2 separate regions of the Mus musculus genome follow, and region 2 is linked to region 1. Evidence: chromatin loops called from intact Hi-C (ENCODE). Cell type or tissue: gastrocnemius. All regions are shown on one strand.

The links. Peaks named below come from ENCODE experiments on the same cell type or tissue, not always from the same donor. Only the 100,000 strongest peaks of a DNase experiment are listed, where the experiment ranks them.
Region 2: a loop joins it to region 1, with 2.8 times the contacts of the local background. A loop is called at or near these places in 6 of 42 quality-filtered maps.

Annotation. Positions count from the first base shown.
Region 1 is chr7:97,839,486-97,847,485 of GRCm38, reverse strand. It overlaps Pak1 (p21 (RAC1) activated kinase 1), which reads right to left and starts at 4,547. Exons shown (of 15, transcript NM_011035.2): 1 at 4,345-4,547. In gastrocnemius, CTCF peaks have their summits at 719 (motif pointing right) and 4,514; DNase peaks (open chromatin) are centred at 1,776, 2,836, 4,066 and 4,497; H3K4me3 peaks cover 1,238 bases; H3K27ac peaks cover 1,686 bases.
Region 2 is chr7:97,784,881-97,792,880 of GRCm38, reverse strand. The region is part of intron 1 of Gm39050 (a long non-coding RNA gene); the gene reads left to right. It also overlaps a transcript of Pak1 not described here. Among named protein-coding and RNA genes, the nearest start is that of Gm39050, 12 kb to the left of the region's middle. In gastrocnemius, no CTCF peak of the experiment used is centred here; a DNase peak (open chromatin) is centred at 4,465; H3K4me3 peaks cover 1,622 bases; H3K27ac peaks cover 517 bases.

The DNA.
Region 1 (8,000 bases):
TACCCTACTATCTTGGATTCTCTTGCTTTGCTATCTTTCTGTCTTCTCTTCTCCCCTCTGTATACACTTCCTTCAGTATTTTTCACAATTCCAAGACTCCAGACCCCTTTACTCATATAATACACTCTCCCCAAGTGACCTCCCCAGCCCAAAGGCCTCACATACCACCCTTGTTGCTGATGACACCAAGGTTTTAACCTTTTCACCAAACAGCTCTCTTGTCCGGCAGTCAGTGCTACCTAAACTTCTGTTAAGCTGCAGGTACTGGTCAGAGTGGCAGTTGTCTCACAGACAGACTTAACATGATCAAAAGGTACTCTTGATTATCACAGCAAGTATCACAATTTTTAATTATACTCATTTATTATACATCTCCTTAATAAACAGTAGCGACTATATTTGTTTTATTTACTAACCTATATTTAGAAACTAAAAAGGCACTCAGCTGACTCTTAAATATACTAGACCCGAGTTTGCCCTCCAATGAATGCAGACTAATGGGAGGAAAAGATACAGGATCTACATAATAATACAACAATGGCAAGTGCCAGCACTGAGTGAAGAGAGGCACAACATAAATCCAGAAGAGAGGCCCTAACAGTAAAGAAAGACTTTCTTTTAAAAAAATATTATAGATACTTATTATAGATTTTTATTATATAATATATTATTATAGGTATTTATTTTAACACACACATACTCTTTCCTCATGTATACTTTCATGCCAGAAGAGGGCATCAGATCATACTATAAATGTTTGTGGGCTACCATGTGATAGCTGAGAATTGAACTCAGCACCTCAAGAAAAGCATCCAGTGCTCTTAACCACTGAGCCATCCCTCCAGCCCCAAAGGAAGACTTGCTTAAGAGGTGACTTTGGAGTTTATTTTTACAGATTAAGAATAAGTATAGCTATAAGTACCAACTGTGTGATTTTTAAAAATTTTTTTTAATATTTCTTATGTGCAGTGGCATTTTGATTGCATGTATGTCTGCATTTGGGTACCAGATCCCCTGGAATTGGGTTACAGACAGTTTTGAGCTGTCATTGCAGAGAATTGAAACCAAGTCCTCTGGAAAAGCAGCCAATGCCACCTCTCCAGCATCATATTTTTTATTTTTTATAAAATTACTTATTTATCTTCATAATCAACTTTTCAATGTTAATATAAGTATCTTTCATTTTAGTATATGAAACTTGGATAAGCAAGCAGGTAACCAGCAACCATTACATGAAGATTTGACCTTAATTACTTTCTCTTCTATTTATCTACTTATCATAGGCACTCAAAATGAAATCTTTTATACTGGCCCCCTACCGTCTCTCTGCCATGAATAAAGCACTATGGTACCAGCTGACCTCCATTTTGAGCATGAAGCTGGACTACCAATCCTAAAAGCTTTTTCTATATATTCCCTCTTTTTCTTTTATTCCTCAAGAATTGAGAAATAATTTAGATTTCTCAGTTGCATCTTTGGGCTTCTGGGCTACAGCATCTAAGCATCTTCTTAGGTGTTTTAGGAATGCATCCAGAATAACAAGAATATGAGTGGATCACTGCACAAAGTGTGTTCATGCATCCATTGCCTCACTGGTTCCTACCAGCCCTACAGGGTGTTACATTCTTATCTTACAGAAGTCTGTGAAGTAAACACCTAGCCTATCTGGTCTCTGGACTCTCTCTATCTTGTGCCCGAAATTGAATATAAGAGAGCAGGGAAGAGAAAGGGATCAAATAACTCAGAGAGGGTGCTCAGCAGTGAGTCACCTAAATGGCCTGCAGCCAGAAAAAAACAGGGACAAAGTCTGCTTCCTTCTGAGAATTTGTTTGGCCAGGGCGTAATAACCTACCACATGTAAATTTGTTTTCTATTTCATTAATATCTACATTTTATTCCCAAAGACAGAAAAAAAAAAACAAGAAAATTCTTTATATACAACATGCACCTAATGTCACAAGATAACATAGTCTAAGTAAATGTGTATCACAATTAAAGAAGACTTGAGTTTACAGTGCAGCCCTGGCACTGATTTGTTGAACCTTAGTCTTCCTCCACTACATTATCATAGCTCCCTGTGCTCCCCTCTACACTACACATGAGGGTCCACCCCTAGACCTGCATCTGAACACAGCAAATGAATCTAAATACCTCCTTTAAAAACCAACAGTACTCAGCAACCAGCACCATAACTAATATACTACAGGTGACTGAGAGAATGTTTATTTTTAAAATTACATCTATTTATACATGTGTGCGTTGGGATAGTGGTGAGACCATACCATAGCTCACATATCCAGACATCTCGTAGGAATTAGTCTCTCCTACCATATAAAACATGGGAATAGAACTCAGATCTCATCATGCTTGGTGGCAAATGTTCTCACCAACCAGAGAGAACAGTTAATGATGGATACCAAATTGATATCTTGTATGTGTGTGTGTATATATGCATACACACATGCACACACATTGCATATATTAGTTAGTGAGTGTCAATGAAACAATAACCCTGTCAGTCTCATCTCTGTTTCCCCTCTGACTCTCTCACTTTAGGACACTACGGGGCGGGAGAGGGCGGGGGGGTGGGGGGGGGGGAGAAAGATGCAGAGCAAAAATAATCCTCTTCAGAGAGCCTACCATCAGGAGGGAAAACAATGAACCTATATGGCTACACATCTTTTACATAGCCTATAAATCGTTCCCTCTACAGCTACCCTTACCCCCTAATAACCCCCATCTTGATGCCAACGCCACCCTCTTCTTCCTAAAGAACACTCTTGCCCCAAGACTCCCCCTTCTTCTCTTCATCCCACTGTGCCCCTGGAAACTGGCTATCTCCCAGCCCTCATCTCAGTGAGGGGCTCTCAGGAAGGTCTCCTAGCTAGCTGTATTTGTACTTGTTCTCCAGCTCGAGCCTTCAAGCTCCTGACTTCCTACCATGATTTTTTCCTTCTGCCCACATTCTGCCTTGGTTCTCAAGGAAAAGGATGGGGAATAAACCCAGGAAAAATAACTACTTATTAGGAAGCCTCAAAACACAGCTTGAGGGCAGTAAGGAGACAGCCTGACACATAAGGAAAACAGAGCTTAGGTCCAAAACAAGGAAGCTAGAATGTTTGGACCTTACAAACATCACAGCAAAGGTCCCTCCAAGTCAGCAACTTACTACCAATGAGAAAGCACAATAAAAGATTCTAAAAGGAAAAGAGAAGAGAGCCTAACCAAGAAGAAGAGGACCCAGGGAAGAAATGAAAAAGGAAAACAGAAAAAAGAAACCATGGTTATGGAAGGAAAAGAGACAAGAAGTGGAAAGCGTGAAGACAAGGAAAGGAAGAAAGGAAACTGGTGAGATCAGAAAACAGGTGAGGGGCAGGCAAGGAAAGCCGACCAGCAGGAAGAGGAGGAAGAAAGGAAGAGCAGGAAGGCTTCCCAGAGGGAATGCATAGCTCCTCTGTAACCAAGATGAGAAAGGTCCAAAATAATCAGCATAGGTTAGTATTTGTATTTCTTGGTGCCAGATAATAAAGGAAGGAATTACAGTGATTAAGATATTACATAGTGTCAAGGTCTGTTATTTACTTAGCAGATCAATAACAGTGCACCAGAGAAGACAGCCTAGTTTATAGCAGTGATCTAAGTATCAAAGAATTGGCCAGTTCAGGAAAAAAAATTAGCATGCGTTCACCTGTTTCTTCTCAACCCCACACCCCACACTCAACATATCTACTCTTAGCCCCAACAGAAGCATTAGCACTTTATGAAGTCACTGGTTCTAAACAGACCGGCAAGATGCATATGGAAGGCTGGCTCCTCTGTCTCTACCTAGCTCACCTTTCCAAGGTAAATTTTACAGCCTAGGAAAGGCACAGTTACAGAATGCTAAGCCCTTCTCTTCAAATAAGGAAATTAAGGCTCATAGAGACTGCCTGACCAGGAACAGCTGCAGGGGTCTCCTATCTTCACTACATCTCCAACCAGAGAACAGTATTCCGGGTCCCAGGAAAACCGCAGCTAAACCAAGGCACAGAAAAGCATCACCCTGGCCACCATGCAGAAGCATGCTTACAAAGGAGTGGGGCCCCTGAGGCATGCAGTTCCCCAAAAAATCCAGCTTCCCCTTCATAACCTTCCCTAGCCAGATGCCTTATTCCAGCACAGGCCTAGCCCTGAGGGGCTTATCTCAATGTTACACCACCAGGCCCTTTCCTTATTAAGAATCCCTTAATATAAGTGAAATGTAATGTTCTCCCCATTCCCTTCCCCGGAAGGCAGAAAGACACCCGCTCCTTCTACCCCAGCTCTCAGTCTAGCTATGCCAGGCCCAGGGAAAGCCAGCATTACCTGGCGGTGGGTCCGGGGCCCAGCATCTCTGATGATCTTGTGTATCTGTCGCAGAGCCGCACCTCTCCCTGCTCAGCAGTTGGGACAAAGCCCGGGCTGAACCAGCCTGACAGGCTGGATTCGGCTAAGCGCCGCAGCGCAGCCACCCAGCTCCCAAGGCGCAGCACACTCAGGCCCACGTAGGGCGGCAGCAAAGACACAGAGGCTTAGTGAAGGGGCGGGGAGGGAGGGAGGAACAGAGAAAGGAAGGAAAGGAGGCGGGGAGAGCGCTGCCCCCGCCCCTTTTTTTCTGAAGAGGCGCTGAGGGGCGGGAAACAAATACATAACCAATGTTCTGATTGTCTCTGCTGTTCTCCCAACCCAGGCTCCAACAAGAGGTACCAGACAGGCTTTTTAGAGCAGTAGTTCTCAACCTTCCTAACACTGCGATTCTTTAATATAGTTCCTCACATTGTGGTGACCCCCAATCATAAAATTAATTTTGTTGCTATTTCATAATTTTGTAATTCTGTAATTTTGCTACTGCTATGAATTGTAATGTAAATATCTGACATTTCCAATGGTCTTAGGTGACCCCTGTGAAAGGGTAGTTCAACAACCCCTCAAGGGATCTGGACCTATAAGCTGAGAACAGCTGTTCTAGAGCCTGTGGGAGTCCTCTTGAACCCCGGAATCAAGACCTACTCAAATTAGATTCAAGATTCATTCAGACTAGAATGGAGAGGGGGAAATTATTCTTTTCTGCTGACTCTCTAAAATGTGTCCCATGAAAGATAATAAGGTGGTCCCTATACCAACCACCTCCTTTGAACAGAGAAAGTTCAGCAACAGCTACTATTTGTTAAGGGCTATTTACTATGTGTCCCCACACTTTACAAACCTATGTCTATTTCACAGAGTTATGAAGTAGGCCCTACACCACTCTCAGAATTTCTTTAGCACTTGTCAGATACCAGTCACTACAATAGAACTTGGAGCTGGATGACACATTAAAGAAACAACTCTGGTCTTCCCCATCCCAATAAACGGTGCTTCCTTAAGACTGAAATGTTAAAAAATGTACCTTCACATATTTCCTGTACACCCAGAAGTCAGTATCTCCCATCATCACTCACTACACTCACCCAACTCATCCCTTGCCCTTGAGGCGCATGACTGGAATCAAGTTATGCAGTTATCTCTTCCAGGCCATAACTAATGAGTTTAGAGGGTTTTAATTATTTGTTATGGGGTGAGGGTAGGTGGCACATATATACCATGGTATGCATGTAGAGATCAGAGGATAACTCATGAGAATCAATTTTCTACTTCTACCACATGTGTCCTAAGGTTCAAACTTGGGTTGTCTGGCTTAGTGCCAGAAATCTTTATGCACTGAGCCATCTCACAGGCTCAGAAGTTTAGATTCTGCTCTAAGGGTTCTGGGAAAAAACAGGATAACAACAATTGATGTTTTAAAAGATCCTTGATCAATGGAAAGAAGTATGGGCAAGTACACAGTTAAAGAGTTTTTTAGAGCTTCAGGCATCGGAAAGCAGAAACTGTACTAACTTAAACAAACGTCTAAGATGACAGTAAGTAACACATGCTGAAGATGCTGCTGGAAAGCAGCCCAGCAGAGCAGGTGTAAGACAGGAAGCAATGGATGAGAAAGCACAGTGACTGCTCCAGGGTTATACAACCAGCAAATGACGTAACCATGTATGTACTGCCGACTGAATCTTAAGCCTATGTTTCTTTTTAGTCCTCCTATTTATTTCTGTTTTGTTTACAACAGATAACTAACTGTTGGTCACCAAAGAGTCGGTGACCACCATGAAGCCTGACTTATACAACATGCAGCCATCTTTCCTGACAAATGTCTGCACTACCACTCATTGGCCCAAATTAGTCTAATGCAGAGGAAGAACTCTATATAAAAAGAACTCAGCTCTTTTATTATTTACCCTTCCTAAGCCCTGAATACTTACAGTATTTGGAAAAGGAGACATGAATTTCTACATTTGAGAACAAAACAAAACAAAAAAACTGGGCCCAGCAAGGTGGGACAGTAGGTAAAAGAACTGCCAAGCTGCCAAGACTGCTGACCTTAGTTCCATCTTTGTGACACAGGGTAGGGAGAACCAACTCCTCCTTCCTACATGTTTTTCTCTGTTTTCACATGCACACCGTGACACATGATTCATTCCCATTCTCCATCTTCCACCCCCTCACTCACACACACACACACACACACACACACACACACACACACGAGAGAGAGAGAGAGAGAGAGAGAGAGAGAGAGAGAGAGAGAGAGAGAGTGTCAGACAGACAGACAGGCAGGTAGGTAGGCAGACAGAATGCTCGAGAGATGGTTCAGCACTATAGCACTTGTTGCCTGGCTGGGTTCAGTCCCAAGCACGTACATGGTGGCTCAAAATCATTTGTAACTCCAGTTCCAGGAAATCTAACCTCCCTCTTATGATCTCTTTGTTGTTGTTGTTGTTGTTGCTACGTTTGTTTTTTTGTTGTTGTTGTTTAATTTGGTTTAGTTTTGTGAAACAGTGTGTCAACCCAGGCTTGTCTAGAATTTACTTATGGACCCTAGGAGAACCCGGAACTCCTGATAATTCTATCTCAGCTTCCTGAGTACTGGAATTATAGTTCCATACCATTACTCAGTTCTAAATTGGTTTTAAAATGGTCATACTTCATACTCTGTTCTTCATTCTGATTTATATAGTATTAGTGACAGAAAAGAAGGAAAGAACCTAGACATAGACTTTATAAGCTACACACACACTCAAAATGGACCATAGATCTAAATTTCAAGACTATAAAATGTCTGTAAGACAATGCAGGAGAAATCTGGATGACCTTGATTTTGCAATAGCCTTTTAGATGCCATTATCAAAGACAATTCATTTAAGAAAACCTAGACAAGTTGAATTTGATTAAAACATAAAACTGTTCTTCAAAAGACAATGTTAAGAAATGAAAAGAGAAGACACCGATGACGAAAAAGCATTTGCAAAGTACATGTACAGATTGTGCTTTATGCACATAAAGAACATAAAGGATTTGTATTCAAAATACACAAAGAAGTCTTAAAATTCAGCAATAAGAAAACAAACCTAGCAGGGTGGTGGTGGTGCACGCCTTTAATTCCAGCACTTGGGAGGCAGAGGCAGGCAGGTTTCTGAGTTCGAGGCCAGCCTGGTCTACAGAGTGAGTTCCAGGACAGCCAGGGCTACACAGAGAAACCCTGTCTCAAAAAAAAAAGGGGGGGGGGTGGGGGGAATAAAAAAGAAAACAAATCTAATCAAAACAAAGACAGATAGATGGATGGATGGATGGAAGGAAGGAAGGAAGGAAGGAAGGAAGGAAGGAAGGAAGGGAAAGCAGCTGGGGAGTGTAGCTCAGTGGAACACCTGACTAAAATGCACAAGGTCCTAGGTTCAATCCCAGGCTCGGGGTTGGGGGTGGAGAGTGGAGATCCACCAACTAATGAGCTGACATTACACTGGCAATATTCTAGGACCAGTGAAATGGCTAGGTGGGTTAAAAACATTGGCTGCAGAAAAGCCTGACAACCTAAGTTCAATTCCCAGAATCCACAAAAAGGTGGGAAAAGAGAACTGACTCCACAAAACTGTCCTGACTCTCATGCCATG
Region 2 (8,000 bases), 55 kb after region 1:
TTTTCTATGGTAAAAAGACAGCAAAGCCAGGCATATGCCTGTAACCTCAGCACTCAAGAAGTTGAGACAGGAAGCTGGTACAAGTTTAAGGCCAGTCAGAGCTACGTAGCAAGACCCCTTGTCTCAATTAATTCTAAAAAAATAAAAATAAATAAAAAGTAAATAAACACAGGGAGGGAAGGAAGGTAACTAAGCTGACTAAAGCAAAAATGAATCCCCAAAATGTTAAGAGTCTCCTGGATCTGCAAATGGGAATGTGATTACTCTTCACTCAAAGTTCTCTTCAACAAAACCCCAGTGTAGCAGCTGGCAGTAAGTAGGACTAAGGCATATTATTCATCTAGCAAATATGTGAATGTCTGTGCTAGTTGTGGTTAGTCACTCTTCTAGGCAGTGAGCTTATAGCAATGAACTTGAACAGAAAAATCTCCCAGCCCTCAAGCATCTTTCACTCTAGCCGCAAGAGATAGATTGGAGGGAGGGGGTGTGAACAGAAGGGAATGTCAGGATAAAATAAGGAAGAAAAGATAAGGAAGAAACGGGATAGGGGGAGGAAATGAGGCAGAAGGGAGGATGGAGTGCTGACTTTACAAAAAAAAAAATACAGATCCTTTAACTCTGTATCGATTTCTCAACCTTAATAAGCATCAGGATCATTTGGAGAGCCTAATAAAGCAGAGTCGCCTGGGCTCCAACCTTAATTTGTTTTTTGTAGGTTTGGGATGAGACTCATTAATCTACTGTCAAATACCCAGATTATGCTGACACTGCTGGTGCAAGGATCACACTTTTAACAACTAATTGTTCCATCCAAAAGATTAGGTGACCTAGCTCATGGGCTTTACAGGACTCTTTCACTCATTCACATACTTACTCAAAGTACTTATTCATTCAATGTACTCAAGTACCAGGAACATTACTAGACACGATATCCAAACATATCTTGACCTCAAGTAATTCATAAAGACAGGCCTAGTGGCACAGGCCTGTAACCCCAGCTACTCAGAAGCTAGACAAAGAAGGATTCCAAGCTCAAGGCATGCCTGAGCAACTTAGGAAGGTCCTGTCTCAAAATATAAAGTAGAGCTAATGAGATTGGTCAACAGGTTAAAAAAAAAAAAAAAAAAAGCCCTTGCTTTAATGAACATACCTAATCAGTTCCACCCCTGAAACTCACTGTGAAAAGAGAGAATGAATCATCTCCTGAAAGCTGTCCTCTGACCTCCACAAAATTTCCACTAACACGCACGCACGCACGCACACACACACGCACGCACGCACGCACACACACACGCACACACACACAATAAGGAAGTGGAAATTTAATAATATATAGGGCTGACAAGATGGTTCATCAAGAAAAGATGCTTCCTGCCAAGCCTGATGACCTTAGTCTGATCGCCAGGAAAGAGAATTCCCAAAAGGTGACTTTGCATAAGCTACACCTCGGATGCATGCACTCACAACACAATAAATAAGGAAAACGTAAAAAGGGGGGGGGGGGGCTAGTTTCATTCTTCAACATGTCAAAGAAAAAAATTTTTAAAAAGGAAAGAAAAGAAAAGGAAAGGAAAGGAACGGAAAGGAAAGATAAAAGATTCACAGGCCACTGAACTTAGTGGTCTCCCAGTTAGGAAGCTAAAAGAGAATCACAAATTCATTGCCTGAGCTACAGAATGAGTCCAAGGTTGGTTTTTGTCTCAAAATTTAAAAATGCTCAGTGTAAGACATCCAAGGGCTGGGGATATAGCTCAGCAGTAGAGCACCTGATCCCTAGTACCATAAAAAAGGAAGGAAAGAAGGAAAGAAGGGGCTAAAGCTCAAAGATGAAGACTCAAATTTAATTGCAACTGATTACTAAAGGAGTACTACAAAAATTCTAGACTCCTGAGCCAGAAGATGGAAGAGTAACTCATTCCCAGAGATGGAAGAGGGAAGAGGAGGAACTATTTCTCAGAGGTCCAATAAAGAATTCTCCACAGGCAAATAACAGGTAGGAAGCAGCACTCCAGGCAAAGCAGCAATTCGGAAAAGAGAAGAGAAGAGGAGGCGGAGGACAGAACCCAGAAAGTTTAAGGATGCAAAAGTAGGCAATGGTCAGCTCTCCAGGAGTTTCTTATTTCACACTAAAAAGTTTGAAGGTAATCCTTCAACTGTGAAAAGGGGGGTGGGAGGGGAGGAAGCACTGATAGACCAGGTTTTGTTTTACAAAGACCCCTCAAGGTACACAGCTTCCTGCAAACCTAGCAAAAGACCTCAAAACAGGTACTCAGAAAATATACATGGAGTTGAACTGGATAAGCTTTTTATCAAGTAAACTCTTACAGATGAAGGGCCACTTTCCCTACGGACTTGCTGTGGCCAGGACTTGTAGGACAGGTCCAGCAACCTTAATTACTGCGCACCATTCTCTGTACAACTGGAGTCCCCCAGAGGACCTTCATTGTTTACAAGTCTACCTCACCCACTAAACTTTGAGCTCTTGGTCTTGTGAGCAAAGACCAGCTGTATTGATGTACTTGAAATCAGCACAGACTTTAGCAGGCAGCTTGAAACACTGTAGCACTTCAGATTGTAGCAGTAATATTGGATAAACAGATGAATAAATAAGTAAATTGATCAGGCCAAGCCATGAGTTCACTTAGCAGGTTAAGACTAGAATAAGCTTCAGGAAATGTCAGAGTCCGAGTTGCCAAAACTCTTTGAGAGGTGGCTTCTAGTTGAGATGGTTTGTGTACATGTGAACATAAGATTTCCAAGTAGAATGCGTTACAAGTGCAGACAGAAGAAATCTCTGTGGGCCTCTGGGAGCCCCAGTGGGGAGAAGACTGTTGTGTCAGGAAGGAAGCAGAATGGATGCCAGCAAAGACTCCAAGGTGGAGAGGATTCTTCAGTGGAATCCCGAAAGCTGAGCAGATGATTGCTAGCTAGCTGCTCATTTCTGAACTTTAAAAGCAAACTCTAAGAACTTTAAGGCTGGGTGTGATCAATTCAAGGTCATATTGGAAGGAGGTAATGCCTAATGAGGCATCTCTGTACCGCTGAACTCCAGTTTTCCTCCTGACAGAGTTGAGAGACCCTTAGACATAGGGGACAAAGGTTTTTCTCAAGAACGATTCTTAAGATAGAAGTACTAACTTGATTAATAACCTCTTCTTTTACCTTTCACAGTTCTGGAAATATCGTAAAGGATAAGGTGATTATCCAAGGGGTTTAACATAAGAAACAGGATACAAGATATTTTTTAAAGGCACTCAATAACTGTCAAGTATTCTTCCAAAAACACAGTATCGTTTACCTTTAAAAGATCCAAGATAGTGATGGTTGGAAGAACTCTGCCTTTGAAATAGACTAAAAATGGGCGTGGGGAAAAAAAAAAAAAAAAAAAAAACCTGATTCTCGTTCTAAGTCTGTGAGGAACTTCCCAAGTTACGGAGTATTCCTGGGGTGAAGGTGGGGTCATTTGCTACCCGTCTATTTTACAAGGCGATGAACCTGAAAAGTGATTCCCAAGCCGGGACCGACCACGGAGAATAAACCCTCATTGCTTCACTTAGCATCTGCGTCGCGGGCCAGTTTTAGCGTCTCAGGACCCCGAAGTTCCGGAGGGAGTCAGTCCGGAACCGAGACCGGGACCTGTGGGCCCTCCCCAGCCCCAGCGCCCGCCCTCGGGGCTCCCCAGCGCCCCGACTTCGGGAACCCGCGGTCGCATAGGAGCTGACACATGGGGGCCTTTGTTGGCCCGAAGGGAGCGGTCGGCCTCGCGGGGCGGCGCCCGCCTCGGCTCACCTGGCGCCCCGGTCCGCCCCCCCAACTCCCCGCCCCCTCCGAGCGCCTTCCCCAGCCCCGCGCCCTCGCCCGGCCGCCGTGATGCGGGGAGCACTGTCGCGGGAGGCCAGCTCTCACCTTCTGCGCTCGCTCCACTCCTCCTCCTTCTTCTTCTCCTCCTCCTCCTCTTCCTCCTCCTGGCGGCCGCCAAACCCGGAGAGAGAGCGCGGGAGTGTGAGCCGGCGGGCGCCCCGCGTTCTCCTCTCGCCGCTCGCGCCGGGTTCCTTCAGGCCCGGGGTCTGGAGGGCGGGCCGCTGCGGGCCGCGGGGAGCGGGAGGCGCGCCGGGACTATGAGGGGGCGGGGTGCGCTCGCTAAGGGGAGCCTTCCCTGAGGACACTGTGGAGAGCGCGGGCTCTGAGGGGGCACCGGCGACTGCGAAAAGCCGGTGATAGCGGACAGGACTCCGCGCAGCCTAGAGGTGCAGTGGGACGGGGAGGTGTAGGGCAGCGGCGAGGAGTGCCCACCGTGCGGCGGTACCTTCGGCCCCGGTCGCAGCCTTGCTATTGTATGTAGCCGGGCTGGCGGCCGCCGCGCCCTACGACCCCGCCCAAGCCACGCCTCCTTCGTTCGGGCCCGCCCCCTCTGCCCGGCCTCCGCCCCCCGCAGGTGGGAGGGGGCGGGGAGCGCCGGACAGACCCACGTGAACCAGGCCAACACGGCCAGGGGGCGAGGTGGGGCGCCGGGATGACGTCATCAGCACTTGACGCCAGAGGCTAGGGAATCACCTGGCTGCCGCGTGACGTCATTGGGCCCGGGCGTCTGCTGTGAGCTGTCGCGGTCTCCCTCTTTGAAGCGGCCTTTTCCCTGAAATGTGGATGCTCTGTCAGATGGTTAATGTGAAGTCAGAGTGGAATGCGGGTGGCCCCTTGAATATAAAGCATCTTGGCATCCCTGGGCTCGTCACCAAGAGCTGAAAGTGTGAAAACTGTCTGATCTCACGTCACGTCGGACCCAGACATCTACTCTTCTGTTTGTCTTGGGGTTAGAGGTCTGAGAATTAGGGTAAGGGCTGGGGAAGAAATAGTGGAGACTTTTAAGCTATACTGGACTCAGGTTGAAATAAAAAGTCTGCTCTTCTCCCACCACTGAGGCTATTTTTGACGCAAACCTTTTACCTGAGCTCAGATTCTGTTTTTCTCAATACCTGTAAAATGGCATTCATCACTTGCCTGTCCTGCTATACCTCAAATTCAGTACATCCAAAACCGAGACAAATTACTCTGAGCCAAAACTCAGAGCCTTATTTCACACACCAGATATCCAAGTTAAGTTGAATTCCTAACCCATAATTTCTTAATAAGTTGCACCTGGCTATCCTAATTTGACTTCTCTAAGCTTCAACTTAACAACAACAACAACAAATGCAGTTTAGCATGCATTGCCCTTGAAAATAATAGCTATTTCTGATGACCTTTCCCCTTCATGTTCTCAGCCAATGATCACCATTCAACAGCCCTCTAATCAGATCCTTGTTCTCAACATTAATTTCAAATTGTCCTTCCTGCTTGTAAGCTGAAAAGAAAACAAAAAATAAAAAAAAAACAAAAACAAAACCACGTCAAGCCTTGTCCAAACTGCTGGTCACCACCAGCACCTGGGCAACAGAAGCAAACTTTCCTCTCTCAAAATCAAAATCTAACTCATTATGCTCAGTGGTCTCCAGGGAAGCTTTATAAAGCTACAAAACTGATGATTGCTTCCCCACGTTTAAACAGTCAGAGACACTTTATTGCTTTTAGGATAAAGTCCAAACTTTAACGCAGCACTTACAGGCTGGCTGTGTATGACAACCTTTCTGGCTTCGTCTTGAGCCACATAAGAATCCTACCTAACATTTTTTAACATTCTTTTTTCTATCAAGAGCCCTTCCTTCATTATCTGACTTGAAAACACCTATTCCTTTTACAAACTAAAACTCCAATATCATATTAATCTAGGAGTTTGACTAATATTTCTAAGGTTCCCTGAATTTAATATTATGCCCTTTCTAATCTGCCTATTTATTCCTCTCTCTCTCCCACCTCACCACCTTTCTTTCTTTCTTTTAAGATTCCTGGCTGGCCTAGAACCTGTAACAGTGCTCCCAAGTGTATCACCTCTGGCCTGGCTATTTTATCCCAAGCAGTACAAATTGTAATAACTGTAATTGTGTATCTGACTTCATCAGTTCCACAGAATAAACCCACCTGTACCTCCCAACTTGGAGCAGTGCTTGATACATAGTATCAATCAATTTATTTAAAAGATATTAAAGTCTAGGTGGAGGCATAGACCTTTAATCCTGGCATTCAAGAGACAGAAGCAGGCAAATCTCTGTGAGATCCAGAAGCCCTATATCCAAAAATAAAAATTAAATTAAAAATTAAAAAACTGTATTTAATAAAAGCTTACTGTGTGGTAGATGCTGTTCTGAGCCCTTCATTAATGCTATCTTGCTAAACAAACCTACAACAACCCTTCCAGGTTTCCTCCTGTCCCTCTCGTCCTTTGATGAGGAAACTGTGGCATGTACACAGAGCATAGTTTATCCCAGGATCACAACCCAGGAAATGTATCCTAATCTACACTCTCTTTGCACTGTCTCCACAGCAAGCAAATAGCAGCTCTTTCAGAATGCTAGTATTCTGACCACTGTAGAGAGTACATGTGGTTCCCTCCATGACGAAACACTTAGCAGGTGTGATTAAATCAGGACTTTGAGATAAGAACCGCTCTGCTCTTGAGAGCATATTCAAAAGAGGGAAACATGCAAGAGCACACGTCTTCTTTGGATCCTCTGGCACCTTGGTTTGAACCCATACACACCCATCCATTTTGAACTTCTGAATTGTCACTTTGTATAGCAAGTGTGTAATTTTTAAATTGGATATTTTATTTATTTACATTTCAAATGTTATCCCCTTTCCCGTTTCCCCTCTGCAACCCCCTTTTGCCATTCCCCCTTACTCTGCTTCTATGAGGTGCTCCCTCACCCACCTACTCACTCCTGCCTCACCACCCTAGCATTCCTCTACACTGGGGCATCAAGCCTTCACAGGACCAAGGGCCTCCCCTCCCATTGATGCCAGATAAGACCCCTTCAGCTCCTTCAGTCCCCTCCCTAACTCCTCCATTGGGCTCCCTGTGTTCAATCCAATGGTTGGCTGCAAGCATCCGCTTCTGTATTGGTCAGGATCTGGCAGAGGCTCTCAAGAGACAGTTGTCTCAGGCTCCTATCAGCAAGCACTTCTTGGTGACTGCATGTGGAATGGGCCCCAGGTGGGGCAGTCTCTGGATGACCTTTCCTTAAGTCTCTGCTCCACTCTTTGTTCCTGTATTTCCCTTAGACAGGAGCAATTCTGGGTTAAAATTTTGGAGATGAGTGGGTGTCCCTATACTTCAACCAGGGGGCCATGCCTAATTTCTAGATATGGACTCGACAGGAAATATCCCCTTTGTAGGATATTTGAGCTAATGTCATCCCCGTGGGGTCCTGGAAGGCTCTTGCTTTCCTAGCATCTGGGACTTTCTGGTTGCTACCCCCAGTTCCCCATCCCCCACGGCTACACACCTCTGTTCAATTTCCTGACCCTCTGTACATCTCCTCCATCTCCTCCCATACCTGATTCTTACCCCCTTTTCCCCTCTCCGTCTTCTCTTCCTCCCAAGTTCCTCCCACCCTCTACTTCCCTTGATTATTTTGTTCCCCCTTCTAAGTAGGACTGAAGCATCCACTCTTTGGTCTTCCTTCCTCTTGAGCTTCATGTGGTCCATGAGTTGTATTTTGGGTATTCCACACTCTTTGCATAATATCCACTTATCAGTGAGTACATACCATGAAGTGTGTATTGTTTTAGGCCACTACATGTGCTAATTTATTCCCTAGTCCAGAAAGAATTCATCTCCAGTCAAGGGTGGGGCTTGTCTATGTTAGTAAAGTGGAAGGGGTGCTTGCTAGAAGGTGCATCCATCTAATGTGTCCACCCAATTGTAAGACACCACTTGCTATGCTGTCCCTAACCCCCTGCCAAAACTAATAATGAAGACAGCTCTAGCACACCAGTACATTGTGTTTCTTTGTTTTCATTTTAGACAGGGTCTTGCTATGTAGCCCAGAGCTAGCTCCAAAGCCAAGACCCTCCTGCCTCAGTGTGCCCTAAGTACTGAGATTGCAGGCATGGTGCTTCACACT